Regions from separate parts of the Homo sapiens genome. Here region 1 is linked to region 2. The links are chromatin loops, found by intact Hi-C in ENCODE. Cell type or tissue: PC-9. All regions are shown on one strand. Links, peaks and the distances in the headings refer to the core of each region. The heading gives the core; the rest is flanking DNA.

Region 1 (8,335 bases), core at 78-8,077, 170 kb before region 2:
ATAGCATACCACAGCCTGGAAATCCTGGCCTCAAGCAATCCTCCCATGTCAGCCTACCAAGCAGCTGGGACTATAGGTGTGTACCACCACCTCTGGCTTCATTTTGCAGAATTTGAATATTAAGCATTTAACTTTTTGTCTCATCAATATCTGCTATCGTCAAGAAGGACTGAAACAAAAAATTAAAGGTTAATATTCAGGAGCTAGGCATGCCTGTAGTCCCAGCTACTCATAAGGCTTAAATGGCAGGATCACTTGAGGCCTAGCATTGGAGGCTGCAGTGCGCTGTGATTGTGCCTGGAAATAGCCATTGCACTCCAGCCTTGGCAACATACTGAGACCCTGTCACTCTAAAAAATGGCAAAACTAAATAAAGGTAAAAGAAATATAACAAACCTTTCAGTGATGCTTTGTAAATATTTGTAGCATTGATACTTCTACAAGTATCAAAGCTTAAAATTACACTAAGCCTTTTGGAATTGTTGTATTTTTATAAAGTGCCCTTTTCTCTTTTGAAGTAGTTCTTTGCAGGGCTTTCATCTGCATTGATCACCCAAAATTATTTTCTCTAGATGTGATACAGAATAGGATCAGTTTTAATGCACATGTAACAAATTTGAAGGAACTGGACCTTAATAGTAGTAGATGATCTAATACATTTTATTATCCCGCATGTTAACCTGGAGGCAGGTATCATATTTTATGTCCATAAACCTTAGGAACCTTACCTCCTAAAAAAATTATCATTTATGGAGTGCAGAGCTTAGAGATTGAAGTATTGACTGCAGTTTTATTTTCAAAAGGTAAATGCTACAATTTATGTGGTTTTTATTTCTCATGTTTACATTAAAAGAAAACCTAATAAACTTTTAATTAAAATGTGACTAGTGGGCCGAGCACAGTGGCTCACACCTGTAATCCTAGCACTTTGGGAGGCCAAGGCAGGTAGTTCAGAAGGTCGGGAGTTCAAGACCAGCCTGGTCAACGTGGTGAAACCTCATCTCTACTAAAAATACAGAAATTAGCTGGGTGTGGTGGCACACACCTGTAATCCCAGCTACTTTGGAGGCTGAGGCAGGAGAATTGCTTGAACCTGAGGGGCGGAGGTTGCAGTGAGCCAAGATCGCGCCACTGCACTCCAGCCTGGGCGACAGAGTGAGACTCTGTCTCAAAAAAAAAAAAAATTGTGACTAGTATGTTTTTAACTCTTCTATTCACATAGTGTTACATCTCTGCGTAACTTAAATGATTCAAGTCAGTCTTGATATGTCTTAAAGCATTTTTATAAGTTGCCTGGACTATTCACAAATTGGTTTAATCCATGCCTCTATGTAAGACATAATATTTGTTTTTTCTGGCTTAAGCTCTTTTCAATTTTAAGATAATTTATTACACTTAAAATCACTCTCTGGCCACAATACTTAGTGGCATAGCGTATTAGATGGCATCTTTGAATAGTTGGTTATTGTGTCTGAGAGGAAAAAGCATGTTAGAATATAAAATTAGGTCAATACACCAAAGAGAAAGGATTCCCAGGAATAGTGTAGAATTAGAACAAGGGTGTTTGAGGTTTTCAAACAGTTACACAGAAAAAAAGTGGAAGTACAGAAAGTAGAATTAAAGTTGTTGTACAGAGGGTGGCTCAGACCACATAATTTGACTTTAGCACACTGCTTTCAAGCTTACCTTTTAGTTAAAAATATATCAAATCACTGTTAGTTTTTTTTTTTTAGAACTAAGAGTCTAGCCACTTAGCTTCAGTGATTCTCACTAAATCCTAATAATATTGGTATATTTTCATCTACTTTAATTCTTTAGTACCTAAGGTAAAATCTTTAAATAACTCATCACCTCATCTTGATAAACTGCAGACTAGAATCAGTGATCTGATTTAGAAGAAAAAGTCTATCATGAATCCCTGTTTATAAGATGCTTTGCACCATGTAATATGCAATAACTAAGTAGAGATCCTGACATACATGAGTGGTCAAAGGTTTAAAAAACTAGTTTGGGAGAGGGGCACTGGACATAAATCCATGACTTCAAGAGTAAGTCAGGGCCAGGTGTGGTGGCTCATGCCTGTAATGCCAGCACTTTGGGAGGGTGAGGTGGGCAGATTACTTGAGTCCAGCAGTTCAACACCAGCCTGGCCAAGGTAGCAAAACCCCATCTCTACTAAAAATACAAAAATTAGCCAAGCTTGGTGGCATCTGCCGATGTTCCTAGCTCCTTGGGAGGCTGATTCATGAAAGTCGCTTGAGCCTGGGAGGCAGACGTTGCAGTGAGCAGTGAGCATGCCTGCGCTCCACCCTGGGTGACAGAGCGAGACCTTGTCTCACACACACACACAAAAGAGTAAGTCAGTAGAATAAGGACCACTAACATTGCTCTCCCCTTTGGCTTGAATTCTAGAAGGCAATACAGTCATTTTGATACATGGAAAATTGGGTCAATTTAGAATAAGAATATAAACGTGACTGAAAGTGGGCAGGTTCTCTGACAAATGTTTGGGGTATGGAAACTAAGTTTCTAGTAGGGTGGTAACTATGGCAGTTTTCTTAGAGTTTGATATCTGGGAAAGATTTGTTGTCTAACACAAGACTATGAAAAAGATTATCTGACTACCAAAGCTCAAATTTACTTTCATTTTTAGGGTTATTTCCACTTTTGTAATACAGACACCAGTGAAATTTTTAACTCTGGTATTGTGTGAACTAAAACTTTTACCTCTTCATTACAAGGAAAAGACAATAGATCACTACCCATCAATACAAAAGAACAAGCTACTAAAACATGGATGACCTGGACCTGTGACGGACTAAATGGCACTGTGTTTGACTCGTGGATCTGACACAAACTAAGTGGGTCTGGATAATTCATGGACACTCTGAGGTCCAATCTCTTAATGGTTTCAAATGAGTCACAAGTAGATGACCATAAACACCTTTCGTGAACCATCACGGTGGAATTCTGTGAGGTTAAGATATCAAGACTAGCGTGACTAGTGTCACGTGGTTATGGACAGGTGTGAGAGCAGTGCAGTGTCTTTCAAGAGTGGGAGTTGTTTAGAGATGGAGGAAACAGGATTTCCACCCTCTGCCTGCTTACCTCTTACCCCTAGACCTCCCCACAAGCTCTCCTTTGAAGTGGCCTCCTGTCTCCCCTTGGTCTTCTCAAAGCTGGTCCAGGCATTCCACTGTCACAGACTCTAGTGGTTTCTGGAGATAATGACATCACCAGATCCAGCTCATTCTGGCGGGTGGATCAAGCACTGTTTCTGGCTATGCTCCGTCCTGTCTGGGCTTTTCTGCCTCTGCTGGGAAGCTCTGGAGAGTGGTAAGGTCAGAGGGGTGTTCTCTTTCTAGGAAAGATTCCTGTTCCCAGTGGCCCCCTGCTTCCTAATTCACAAGAGCTGCTTTGCTCTACAGTGAAATTATTTCTTGGGAGCTGGGACCAGGGCCTGGGAAACAAATTTTAGGGACACAAACCTGGCCCTCTGGAATTCAATACATTGGACTGAAAACATAGACAGCTTGGTAGTGCCAGAGTGGCTAGGCGCCTTCGTGTGACCCAACGGATCTGACCAGACACTACCAGAAAGCCTAAAATATATCTGACACAAGGTAAGGTTCTACCCACATTCACTTCCCATTATTTCCCTGTGTATTTTGGGTCATGTCACTTTGCTCAGTGCTGTAAAGACCGCAGGGCTGGTTTTAGGCAGGTGTGATATTCGACAGCACCTGAGACCGGAAATAAATCACACCTGCCCTTGAACCTAAATTTCCTCACTGCTAGCTTGTGACGTGGGCGCACTGTTCCTCCAACCTGAACCTCGGTTGTTATTTTTAATGCAGACGGTTATGCCGGCCTCATAGAGTACTTGTGAGGTTTAGGTGAGTCATCCAATGAAAAGAACAAAGTGTCTTCTAAATACAATAGCAGCTGTCACTTACTCAGGGTTTAGTAACTGCACTTGGCTGTTTGCTTTACAGCCAAGTGTATGATTTACCTAAGTTTCAAAACAACGCCATGAAGCAGGCATTAACACCCTCATTTTCAGGCGAGAAACCTCTTACCCGGTTCCCGCCCTCGCCCCCCGCTTACAGGTAATAAAGCTGGAATTTATGCAGCTCTTTCGGTCTCCACAGCTCGGGGTCTTGCCACAGACACAGCGCCCACGAGTTCTGGCACTTTGGTCAACGTTTATAAACGGGCTCTCCTCTGCCGCCGCGGGCATGCGCTTTCCCCAAGGTTCGCACTGAACACCTGTTCCTAAAGGGGGCGCAGCTCCACCTGCGTCCCCGGGACCTCTAGCGTGAGGGGGTCGATCCTGGGGTCCCCCCGGGCTTCCCGTTCTCACCCTCTGAATCACAAGCCCCATTCTCACTAGAAGTTGACAGGCTGTGGGGAGACCTGGTTTCCCCGCGTCCCACTTCAGGTGAGCACCTTCCCCGCCCGCGACACCCAAGGGCCCCGGGACCACCTCTCAGCCTTAGCTAGGCGTGAAGCAGCGAGCTAAGCTTGCACATGCGCAGACGTCATCCAGAAGACCCTTTCCTAGAGTGTGGCGCGCGAGCCATTCGGATTTAAGACTACGTTTCCCAGAAACCTCCACGCCACGACTTACTTCGCAGCGTTTTCTCTATTGGATGATTGGAAGATGTTCCTGACTGCCTCGCCTGGCCAGGTTCTGCCAGAGCCCCTAGAGGTTATGGGTTAAATTTGAACTTTGCTGCCGAATACGGTGCGTGGTCCTCCATCAAATCCCGATTGGAAAAAACAGCTGCCAAACACGTTGGAAACAATTTGGGAAATGTGAATGTGTACTGGCAATTATAAATATTAAAGAACATTGCCGTTATTCTTAACTGTTAAGTGGAGTTATATTGGAAAATACTAGTTTTTATAAAGACATGCACAGGGAAGCATTTAACATTGAAAGGATAGTTAATTCACTTTACAATTTTTCAGCAAAAACTAACAAAGCGAATATGGCAAAAGGTTAACTTTTCTTAAATCAAGGACATGCATGGCTATAGATAGATGCTCATTTTACCGTTTCCTACGTTTCTGTGTGCTTAAACATTTTTCAATACAAAGGAAGAAAGAAAGAAAAACAAGGATCCTCCCTCCATCAGTTTGCCTTTTCAACTCAAAGCAGCCCCTAGACGTTAAGGTACATACAAATATGTCTTGGGAATAAGGCTGTGAAATGTGAATGAAATACTTGCACACGGAGCACAGCATTACTATAAAAGAATAGTACCTGTGACCCTGACCAACAGGGTTTCAGGAAAGGGGAACAAAAGAAACAAAAACCAAAAAATACGCACAACGCAAAATAAGAAAAAAATGGCTATGGCCGGGCGCTGTGGCTCACGCCTGTAATCCCAACACTTTGGGAGGCCGAGGCGGGCGGATTGCCTGAGTTCAGAAGTTCGCGACCAGCCTGTGCAACACGGTGAAACCACGTCTCTACTAAAATACAAAAAATTAGCGGGGTGTGGTGGCGGGCGCCTGCAGTCCCAGCTACTCCGGAGGCTGAGGCAGGAGAATTGCTTGAACTCGGAACTCCGACTCAAAAAAAAAAAAAAAAAAAAAAAAAAAAAAGAAGAAGAAGAAAAGAAAAAAGAAAAAAAAATGGCTATCAGGCAAATCATGGATCTCCCAGAGATGTCCCTACTTAAACTTTACATGAGCACCTGTTGATTTTTTTAACCAAACCAGGGAAATACGGTCATAATATCATAGGAACATCTTTTTACTAAATTATACATATTGAGCATGTATCTGCTCAATATTATTCCGTAACATCAATAATTTCTTCCGTGAGATGATAAATTTAAATAGTGGCACCTATTCACCCAAGGGTTGGTCACAAAGTCAGTGCGATCCCCGTGAACACACCCGTGAAGCTTTGCTTCCCAGCAACTTTCCTGGGGGCCGCGGGCGAAGGAACACCCCCAGATGCCGCTGCGCAGGGACAGGGGACGCGCCCAGACGTAGAGGCCCTGACCTCTGAATCTTGGCGGGGCACCCAGGAGCCCGGCTTCGGGGTGCTTAGCGGGGCGAAGCCGCCCCCGGACCCGCGTGGCTCCAGCCTCCTGGGGGTACCTGGCAGAGGGGGCTGCAGCGAGCGCCCTGCCGCGCCGCTTCCTCCGCGCGTCTCCCGCCTGGCTCCGCCAAGACTGGGGGCTTCCCCATAGGCCCGCGTCCGAGCGCGTCCTCAGGCTTCGCTCCGCGAGATCTGGGGGCCCCGTGGGCTGGGGTTCGGGCGGGGTCCGTTCCTTGCGGTCCGCGGTCTTGAAGCAATTTCCCGGCAAAGTCCCGGGACAGCGGGAAAGAAACTGGTCTCCCTGCCTGGGGTCGTTCCCGGTGGATGTGCCTCTTCATCAGACGGAATTTTCCGTCTGTGCAAAAATGAAGCTTACTCGGTATCATGTGTGCTTTTTGGGGGGAAGGACAAAAAAATATATTTTCTATAAACAACTTAATTGGCTTATTAATACTCAAATACCCTGCTTCTGTTTTATTAAATACAGTCTTCCATATAAAAATCCTTGAACTCGTAAAGACTAAAGGTAACAGTATAATAAACAGTCAACCCAACCATATTTGTTCGCTTTGTAGTAAGCTTGGCAACTTGGCAACTTGTTAACTTGTTATTTTATTCTCCTTAAGTTCTGTACTGAAAAAGGCTGTTAAGCCTAGTTTCGCTCTTGTTGCCCAAGCTGGAGTGCAATGCTGCGATCTCAGCTCACTGCAACCTCTGCTTCCCGGGTTCAAGAGATTCTCCTGCCTTAGCCTCCCCAGTGGCTAGGATTACAGGCGCGCGCCACCACGCCCGGCTAATTGTTTGTATTTTTAGTAGAGACAGGGTTTCACCATGTTGGCCAGTCTGGTCTCCAACTCCTGACCTCAGGTGATCCGCCTGTCTTGGCCTCCCAAAGTGCTGGGATTACAGGCGTGAGCCACCGCGTCCGGACTCCCTTGCTTATTATTTAAAGTAAATACATTTAAACGTTTCTTTAAAAAATTTAGACACTGCAAATTTGATTATAGCAGTGCATAAAGCTATAATGTAGCTCCCCCTCCTAATATCCAGCCCACCTCCCAAGTACGACCAATTGTCCACTGATGCCTAACTCTGCACTTTAGGCTACAGCAAACAATGCATTTTTAAAAACATGGTTACAACTTCTTTACAATTTTCTTTTAACATGTAAAATTGTCTCCTAATCGAGTTATCTGATCAGGCTATAGAGAAGGAAATCTTTCTGTTCCTTAACTACATTGTAGGGAATATCATGTTTATTTAATCAATTCTTTGTGATGGATGTTTGTTTCCAGTTTTCACTATTATAAATAATATGTGGCAAATAGCATTGTTCATGCATCTTTTGATATTTGTGAGATTATTTCTTTGCACAAGAGCCAAAATGATAGAATTGTGCAGTTAAAATGTGTACAAATGAACATGTAACAGATGCTAACAGGGAGTCCTCAAAGAGGCTTGTATCAGTTTATGCTGTTTCCTCACATCCACTCCAACACCAGATAGCAAGCATTTTTGGTAACCGATTTATAGAAATGCTTAAGGTTAAACATCAAATGGTGCACCATAAATTTCTTTTAAAAAAAGAAAAACACAATGCTTAAAGAATTACTATTCATGTTTTAATGGAAAGAAAGTGGTCCAAACATATATTCATTCAACAGACACTTATTGAAAACCTGCTGTGTGACAGGCATCATTGTAGATGCTGGCATAATAACAAGGAATAAAAGAGATAAAAATCCTCACTTTGGCATAGTCAATTGTTAAGAAACAATGGGATACTTAGGCCGGGCGCAGTGGCTCACGCCTATAATCCCAGCACTTTGGGAGGCTTAGGCGGGCAGATCACGAGGTCAAGAGATCGAGACCATCCTGGCTAACACGGTGAAACCCTGTCTCCACTAAAAAAACAAAAACAACAACAACAAAAAATTAGCCGTGCCTGGTGGCGGGCGCCTGTAGTCCCAGCTACTCGGGAGGCTGAGGCAGGAGAATGGCGTGAACCCAGAAGGCAGAGCTTGCGGTGAGCCCAGATCGCGCCACTGCACTCCAGCCTGGGCGACAGAGCAAGACTCCGTCTCAAAAACAAACAAAAAAAGAAACAATGGGACACTTAAAGGCATCTAATAAAAGGGACTTTTACAAAGCCTGGGCAGAGTTGGTGAGACGCCCTGTGACTAGTGACAGTGAAGTCATTATCACCGCCAGGGTTGATGTGAGGGGAAGGAAATGTTACCAGAGCCTGGCAAAAAAGACCATCCCAACAAGAGCTAT
Region 2 (8,335 bases), core at 25-8,024:
AGGGGAAAAAGGGGGCAACTTCAGCTATGTCCTCTTTGCAGAGTGTCGTCATGGAGAAGCTGAAGGAGGGATAACTAGAGATGGAGCGTCTTATGTGATTTGTTTGTGGAGTATATTTGGTTTTTCTGGTTTGTCCTGGGTTGGAAGCAGAGGCAAAAATGAGGAAGCTGTCAGCCACTGAGTAAGTCCTGACTGTTCTGAGTTGGTCTCTGCAGATATTATGCTTCATTTCTTCTGTGGGTCAGAGTTCTATTGCCATATACTATGGCCATTGTCTATTTGTTTACTCAGTCTATCACAAGAAAGCTAAGTTATTCTAACACGTGGGTTTTACAGTTGCCCTTGGGCCACAGCTCCCTAAGATTGTAGGGTGGAGAAACCTGCCAGGCCATTAAGATCTGTGCCTTAAGCAATAGCCTGACAGCAGATGAGTGGCAGGTGCTGCCCTGAAGAATGGCATCCCCTTTGTTTTTTGGAATGTGAGACAAAAGTAGTGGAGAAAACATAGACCCTTTTCAAACCAAGTGTGCCCCAAATCTAAAATTATACCAGAAATATGTAAATGCAGAAGAAATATGGGAGAAAGCCAATAAGCAAGAGGGTGGAAGACGTTATTGCTCCAACTTAGGACACCTATTTATATCTATTTATACACATCTGTAAAAAAATGCATTACAGAAATGTGGTATTACTAGCCAGGACAGTTGTATTTAAATATTTGTTTCTTTCCCTACTCTTCTATTCCTATTTCTTTGCAAAATAATTTTGATGAGTGATAATTTTTAGAACAGTCACATGTTAGTGAAGCAACCAAGCCTTGGTTATGCCTTTAATAAAATGGAGTTGGCAGAACTTCCTGATTCCTATTTAAAACGCAGTGCCTGTGAAAGTATATTCTCACGTGCATCTGTGTAGCTTTCTTTTACTCACTATTAAAAGAGGATATAGGCCAGCCATGGTGGCTCACGTCTGTAATCCTAGCACTTTGGGAGGCTGAAGTGGGTGGATTACTTGAGGTCAGGAGTTTGAAACAAGCCTGGCCAACATAGTGAAACCCTGTCTCTACTAAAAATACAAAAAAAGTTAGGCAGGTGTGGTGGTGCATGCCTGTAGTCCCAGCTACTTGGGAGGCTGAGGCAGGAGAATCGCGGAGAGGTGGAGGTTGCAGTGAGCCGAGATTGCGCCATTGCACTCTAGCCTGGGCAACAGAGTGAGACTCTGTCTCAAAAATAAATAAATAAATAAAAGAGGATGTGATTCTTTACCCAGTCTCCGGAAATTTTAAACCATAGGGGAACTGGCAAACTTAGTGTGGTGGCATTCAAGACCCTGACATCACTTAACACCTCTCCCCAGTATAATAACCCCCTCCGATTTGTTTAAATTCACTGAGCCAAGAATTACTCTTAAGAAGCATTATCCAGCAAACTGTCCACTTGCAAAATGGTTTGTCACCATTGATAATCGTATAGCAAACAGCCTGTTTATGATTTGAGGTTCATATAAAACCACTTATGAAATAACTACTTTTCTTGGTTACTGTAACTGTGCTTTTCCTGTAGAGTTAAACTATCAGCCAATTCATCAAGCACGTAAATCAATCAATGAGAATTCAGCTCTTACTCGGTACCAGTTCTCCTCTTCTGGTGTAGCATGAGCATTCACTTCCACATTCTTAGCTTTCCTAACAGCTTTCTGAGGTTCAGCCTTTCCATATTTAAATATGTGGTTCACTACAGTAATTTCAGTTCTATAGCAAATTGAACAGGACAGATATATTTAAATGGAACTATGGTGAAGCATCTTTGTATAGCAAGTAACAAGGAAACCAATTCACAAGAGAAATGGTGGAATTTCTCCCCTCCTCTAAAACAGTAATCCACAAACTCTCAGCCAAATCTGAAAAATTCTTCAAACCTCAAAAAGTCCTTTCAAGAAACAAGGTGTATTCGTTTCCTGTGTCTGCTATAACAAATCCCCACAAACTTGGTGGCTTGAAACAGGAGTCCTTTATTCCCTCACAGTTATGGAGGCCAGAAGTCCTAAACAGGCATCATTGGGCTAAAGACCAGGTGTGATAGGGCTCCCTCCCTTCCTCCCTCCTGAGGTTCTAGGGGAGAATCTGTGCCTTGCCTGTCCCAGCACTGGTGGTTGCTCGCATTCCTTGACTTGTGGCCACATCACTCTAATCTCTGTGACTACATTGCTATCTCTTCTGTCTGTGTCTAATCTCCCTCCCTCTTATAAAGACCCTGTGATTGCATTTAGGGCTTATTCAGGTAACCCAGGATAACCGTTCCATTTCAGAACTATTCATGGAATCACATTTACAAAGTCTTTGCTGTTTAAGATAACAGCTTCAGGGGCCAGGAATTAAGACCTGTTGTCAGTGGGGGCTATAAACATCCTGGTACACGTGGCAAAATTAAAATCAGTTTCTTGACAATGCTGATAAAAACTTTGTGTTTATTATAACTTGAGGCTGGCCAGGCGCGATGGCTCATGCCTGTAATCCCAACACTTTGGGAGGCTGACGCAGGCAGATCACTTGAGGTCAGGAGTTTGAGACCAGCCTGGCCAACATGGTGAAAACCCATCTCTACTCAAAACACAAAAATTAGCTGGGCTTAGTGGCGGGCGCCTGTAATCCCAGCTACTTGGGAGGCTGAGGTAGGAGGATTGCTTGAACCCTGGAGGCGGAGGTTGCAGTGAGCCGAGATCATGCCACTGCACTCCAGCCTGGGTAACAGAGTGAGACTCTGTCTCAAAAAATAAAATAAAATTAAATTAAAAAATAAAAATAAAATAAAATAAAATAAAATAACTTAAGGCTGGCTTGACTAAGAGAGTTGGACCCTACACTCCCTGGGAACTTCCCACACTGTGACTTTTTTGCTCCATCTCAGCCTCAGATCCCTGCCTCATGTACCTGAGTACTGGCAACATTTTCTGCCTTGTGTTTCCCTTGCAATGCTTGACACGGCCTTTTAAGTTTCAAGACCCTGGCCAGGCCTAGTGATTGGCTCATGTCTCTAATCCCAGCGCTTTGGAAGGCGGAGGCGGGAGGATTGCTTGAGCTCAGGAGTTCGAGATCAGCCTGGGCAACATAGGGAGAACTTGTCTCTACAAAAAATAAATAAAAATAGCCCAAGCTTGGCGGTGCGTGCGTATAGTCCCACCAACTCAGGAGGCTGAAGTGGGAGGATGGCTTGAGCCCAGGAGGTTGAGGGTGCAGTGAGCTATGACTGTACCACTGCACTCCAGCCTGGGCAACAGAGGGAGACCCTGTCTCAAAAAACAAAAAAGTTTCAAGATCCCCACACAGCAGCTTTTACAACCCCTCCTTATTCTTTTCACAGCCAGCTGTCCCATGGTCTCTGCATAAAAAAGCATTGCTTACCCACCCTTTTCCTGAGACACTTCTGGTTTCGGCTTTGAGCATCTCCTTGTTGCAATATCTTGTATTAATAAAGTCTTTCCTTACTAATGTAGGAACTTGCATTTTTTCCCCTTGACACCCCGTGTCACTTTAGTGAGTGGTGAAGACAGAGAAGGCTCTGTGCTGTGAGAGGCTCAGCTTGCAGATGCACCTGTCCTGGGGTTGCTCCAGAGGAAGAGCGTCTCTATCTGTGACTTCCTGGGTTTCCAATAGCTAAAGAATTCTTAGGTGTGAGCACTGTTCTGAGCATTTCACACGTGCTCCTGAGGTCATCTTCCCAACAACCCTATGATGCTCGTTCTCAAACACCAGCTTTATCAGAATCACCCAGAGGCTCCTGAAAGCTCAGGTTGCTGAACATATCCCCCAGTTTCTGATTCAGTAGGTCTGGGACGGGGTTCCAGAATTTGCTTTCTAAAAACTTGCCAAGGTGGGCTGGGCGCAGTGACTCATGCCTGTAATCCCAGCACTTTGGGAGCCCGAGGTGGGCGGATCACTGAGGTCAGGAGCTCCAGACCAGCCTGGCCAACATGGCAAAACCCTGTCTCTGCTAAAGACACAAAAATTAGCCAGTGTGGTGGTGCACGCCTGTAATCCCAGCTACTCAGGAGGCTGAGGCAGGAGAATTGTTTGAACCCGGGAGGCGGAGGTTGCAGTGAGCTGAGATAGCACCACTTCACTCCAGCCTGGGCGACAGAGCAAGACTCCGTCCCCCACCCTCCCCAAACAACAACAACAACAACAACAACCACCACGCACACAAAAAAACAAAAAAAACAAAACTTCACAAGGGATGCAGGGGAACCCACTTTGAAAACCACTGCCCTAAGAGATGCGGGCTCTTCTATGCCCCATTTTAGGTCAGGGCATAGATGAGGGTGGTCAGGGCAGTGGGAGATACAGAATCAAGGGTGGGGACAGGCTCTTTTCTAAAGTGAATAAATAACTTAATGCACGTTAGGCCATCAGGGCTTAGACAAGGAAGCTGAGCTTTTGGGCTCTTGCCTGGTCCCTCCACCAGTGCCCATCACTTGCTTGGCAAACTGGACTCTGGGAGCCAGAGGATACTAAGAGAGCTGGAATGTGAGCACCAAGGCCGTGCAGGTAAAGCCCCGAGGCTCCCCAGGGCAGTCTCTCCACTTCAGTGTGAATGAGGCTCAGCTGGATTCACACTGAAAGGAATAGAAGACAGGTGAGTCATGCAGCAGGCAGGCTGCCCAGGCAGGACTGGGCCTCCACACCTTCCTACCCCACCAGCTTCCAGGAGGGCGTTTTTGCCCGGTTCTTCGTGGGTGTTTTTGTGCTTGATCATTTCTAGGAGACAAAGGCTCTGCCTCTTACCTGTGCTAATTAAATGTCAGATTTTAAGCCTGGCTCCAATGATAATACGTCAATGACTCATGGTTCTGAGAAGCCCAGGTATTATAAAAAGTGAGGTCTATTCATTCACCAATTTTAAAAACAAACACATAAAATATTCTTTTAAAAAAATTTGAGACCACAGAAAGGAAATAGAACCAGATAATCAAGCATCCGTGATTCTCTGTATGATCCCCTTATAAATCAAAACAGGGAAATCTTCTCCGTATAAGCTTGAAAGTTTTTCTGAGCTACAAACTCCACATTGGTGGTTTTGTTTTTTATGTTCCTTGTTTTCTCCTTCCCACCTCCCCACACCAGTGCTGCCCCCTTGTTTTGGTTTTCTTGTCCTCAAATCAGACCCACAGCTGTGGTCCCAAGCACTTCTAAACTTCATCCTCAAATCCAGAGGATCCACTGAGGACCCAGCTTCTCCTTAGGAGAACTAGCCCACCCTCTGCAAAAGGAATCTGATCTTTTTTTGATCATTGCTAAGATAGAAAGAGGAAACAACATGTAACAGTTCAGTATAAAACTCACAGTTCTGATCCGAGGAGGAACAATTGCTTTATTGATTGATTGAGATGGAGTCTGGCTCTGTCGCCCAGGGTGGAGTGCAGTGGCGCTATCTCGGTTCACTGCAACCTCTGCCTCCCGGGTTCAAGCGAGATTCTTCTGCCTCAGCCTCCAGAGGAGCTGGGATTACAGGCACCTGGTACCACACCTGGCTAACTTTTGTATTTTTAGTAGAGACGGGGTTTCACCATGTTGGTCAGGCTGGTCTCGAATTCCTGACCTCAGGTGATTCGCCCACCTTGGCCTCCCAAAGTGCTAGGATTACAGGCATGAGCCACTGCACCCAGCCTCAATTGCTTGTTTTAAATGCATTTTCTGTTCATAAGATCCTCTGCCCAGATACTTATCTCCCACTCTAGGAGGAAGAGTCGGGCGATGGCAGAAGGCACAGGTGATTTGGCAAGGCTTGGAGTCGGGTGGTTCTGCCTGTGTTCCCTCGGCCAGCACCTCAGGTTTGCTATCAATGGAGCAAAGACTATACAAGCTGACCTTTCCCAGGCTAATTAGCTTCTATACTGCGGATATGGCCTGCGTGTCCTCTCAACCCACCCACACCTCTGCACAGCACCCTTCTCCTCATGCACACTTCCTCAGCTTCTAAATTTCCATGCACTCTGTGTAGAAAGTTGCTGATACGCAACATTCATGAGTTAGCATCTGGTGATGGTTGCATGGCTCTGAGGAAACTGAGAGAAATTTGACCAAGAAAAATTAGATAGTGGTAAAAAGAGTTTTTCTCCAAGTTCAAAGAGAGAAATGGAACTAAATGATAATTTGAATGATATAAGGAAAGTGTTTTAGTTACACTGGGAGGGCAAGCAAAACTAAGTTGCATATTCTTTCTCCTTAACCAAGTGAATTGAGGACAAAGACTTTGTTTTATAGCACTGGGGACCCCAGTGTATGATAGATGCCCAGTAAATAGCATCGCAGAATGGCAATTTTTAGGCTAAGAGAGGAATTGTTGCTAATTTGGCTACAACTTTATGGAAACTGGCACTTGGCCTAGAGCTCAGTGGGCCTCAGGTGAACTTGGGAAACTTCCTCTGCCCCCACAACACACAAATCCTAGATCCTCCTTGCTGTCCTTTAGATGCTTAGAAATGCCTCAGGGAGCTTAGAAGTCTCTGTTGCTTTCTTTTTTTTTTTTTTTGGATGGAGTTTCTCTCTTGTTGCCCAGGCTGGAATGCAATGGCACGATCTCGGCTCACTGCAACCTCTGCCTCCCATGTTCAAGCGATTCTTCTCCTGCCTCAGCCTCCCAAGTAGCTGGGATTATAGGTGCCCTCCACCATGCCCAGCTAATTTTTGTATTTTTAGTAGAGGTGGGGTTTCACCATGTTGTCCAGCCTGGTCTTGAACTCCTGACCTCAGGTGATGTGCCCGCCTTGGCCTCCCAAAGTGCTGGGATTACAAGTGTGAGCCATGCATCAGGCCGATGTCCTCTGTTTCTTAGAGAGTCCCCACAACCAGGAGCCAGCCAGCATCTTCAGCAAGGGTCCTGTACAGCCTCAGCACCCCATCCACAGGAATGCTAGAACTCTGCCAGAGTCCACTAGGGCAATGCAAGAGGCCTGTAGAGGTGACTTCTCAGGATGGCCGGCCAGGTGGCTCCCACTCCTGCCTGATCCCAGTAGTTTTCACACCCAGGGAGGTGGGGCCCTCTTCTGCTGCTCCTACCCCAGAGAGCCCTGGAGGGACATTGAGAAGAAAACAGTTTAGGATGCATGAAGTTAATGGTACAAATGAGCACAGAGGCTACTTAAGGTAAGACGCATCTTAACCTAGTATCTGATCTAGAGATATCCAAGAATATGCAGCATAATAAATCCATTTGAGATAATAATGTTCCATTTCCCCTAGGATCTAGGAGATCCTAGGGCATTATACCCTAGGTAACAGAGATAGAAGCTTTGCACCCAACAGGCAACAAAGCCTTTCTGTAAGCACAAAGGGGAGTTGCCATCTGAAAATGAACATTTTGTTATTTTGCCCAACTGATGAAAGAGAAGAAAATTGGGGACTTCTGTGATCTTTCATTTGTTTTTATACTTTTGTTTTTTTCTTTTGGATTGGAGAAGCGCTGAAAAATAAATCATGTATGCTATCCCTTCTTACTATTTATTATTTTGATTGTGGTAATAAAAGAGTGAGTTGATAAATAAGTGTTTGCTGGAAATACCAAACTTTGACAACCAAACTGACAGACTATCCAAAAGCTTTCATTTTAAAAGCTCTCTATGTTACAGCTATGTCTGCACTGAAACAGTGACATCACATTGTACACCTTGAATAGATACAATCTTTATCAATTAAATATTTTTAAATGAAAAAAGCTCAGTGGTTAGTCTGAAACATGTAAAGCAATTAAGCTTCAGAATCTCCTGCAAAGATGAGGATCGAGCCAGGAACTAGGTGCTTTTGGAATGCAAACTTATAATTTTGTGAAATGAAATCACAAGATAATAATAAAAGTAATAATAGTAAGTGAAAAAAGAAGCTCAGTAGAAAATGAACCAATAGGAGCAACAATTATCAGTACTCCTTGACCCAAATTATCACTGGCTTTGGAATGTAGCTATTTCCAATCCCATTTCTGGTAGGCATAAATTTTGTACAACTGACTTACTTTCTCAGAGCTTTGGTTTCATCCACTACAAAATGTGGACAATATCAACTACCCCATAAGGTAGTATTAAAAATTAAATGAGAGGCTGGGCATGGTGGCTCACACCTGTAATCCCAGCACTTTGGGGGCTCGAGACAGGTGGATCACCTGAGGTCAGGAGATCGAGACCAGCCTGGCCAACATGGTGAAACCCTGTCTCTACTAAAAAAACAAAAATTAGCCAGGCATAGTGGCATGTGCCTGTAGGCCCAGCTATAGGGAGGCTGAGGCAGGAGAATTGCTTGAACCTGGCAGGCAGAGGTTGCAGTGAGCTGAGATTGCACCACTGCATT

The links. A loop is a pair of places that touch in the nucleus more often than their neighbours do. Peaks named below come from ENCODE experiments on the same cell type or tissue, not always from the same donor. Only the 100,000 strongest peaks of a DNase experiment are listed, where the experiment ranks them.
Region 1: it touches region 2 in a loop (2.9-fold over the local background); 2 of 110 quality-filtered maps call a loop at or near these places.

Annotation. Positions count from the first base shown.
Region 1 is chr9:96,871,361-96,879,695 of GRCh38, forward strand. It overlaps a transcript of ZNF782 not described here and the pseudogene LOC100132781. Among named protein-coding and RNA genes, the nearest start is that of ZNF782, 21 kb to the left of the region's middle. RefSeq lists enhancers at 2,149-2,218, 2,574-3,773. In PC-9, for the core only: CTCF peaks have their summits at 4,398 and 4,723; DNase peaks (open chromatin) are centred at 3,881 and 4,591; H3K4me3 peaks cover 1,978 bases; H3K27ac peaks cover 2,325 bases.
Region 2 is chr9:97,041,831-97,050,165 of GRCh38, forward strand. No RefSeq gene overlaps it. Among named protein-coding and RNA genes, the nearest start is that of CTSV, 6.9 kb to the left of the region's middle. In PC-9, for the core only: no CTCF peak of the experiment used is centred there; DNase peaks (open chromatin) are centred at 291 and 4,581; H3K4me3 peaks cover 513 bases; H3K27ac peaks cover 2,202 bases.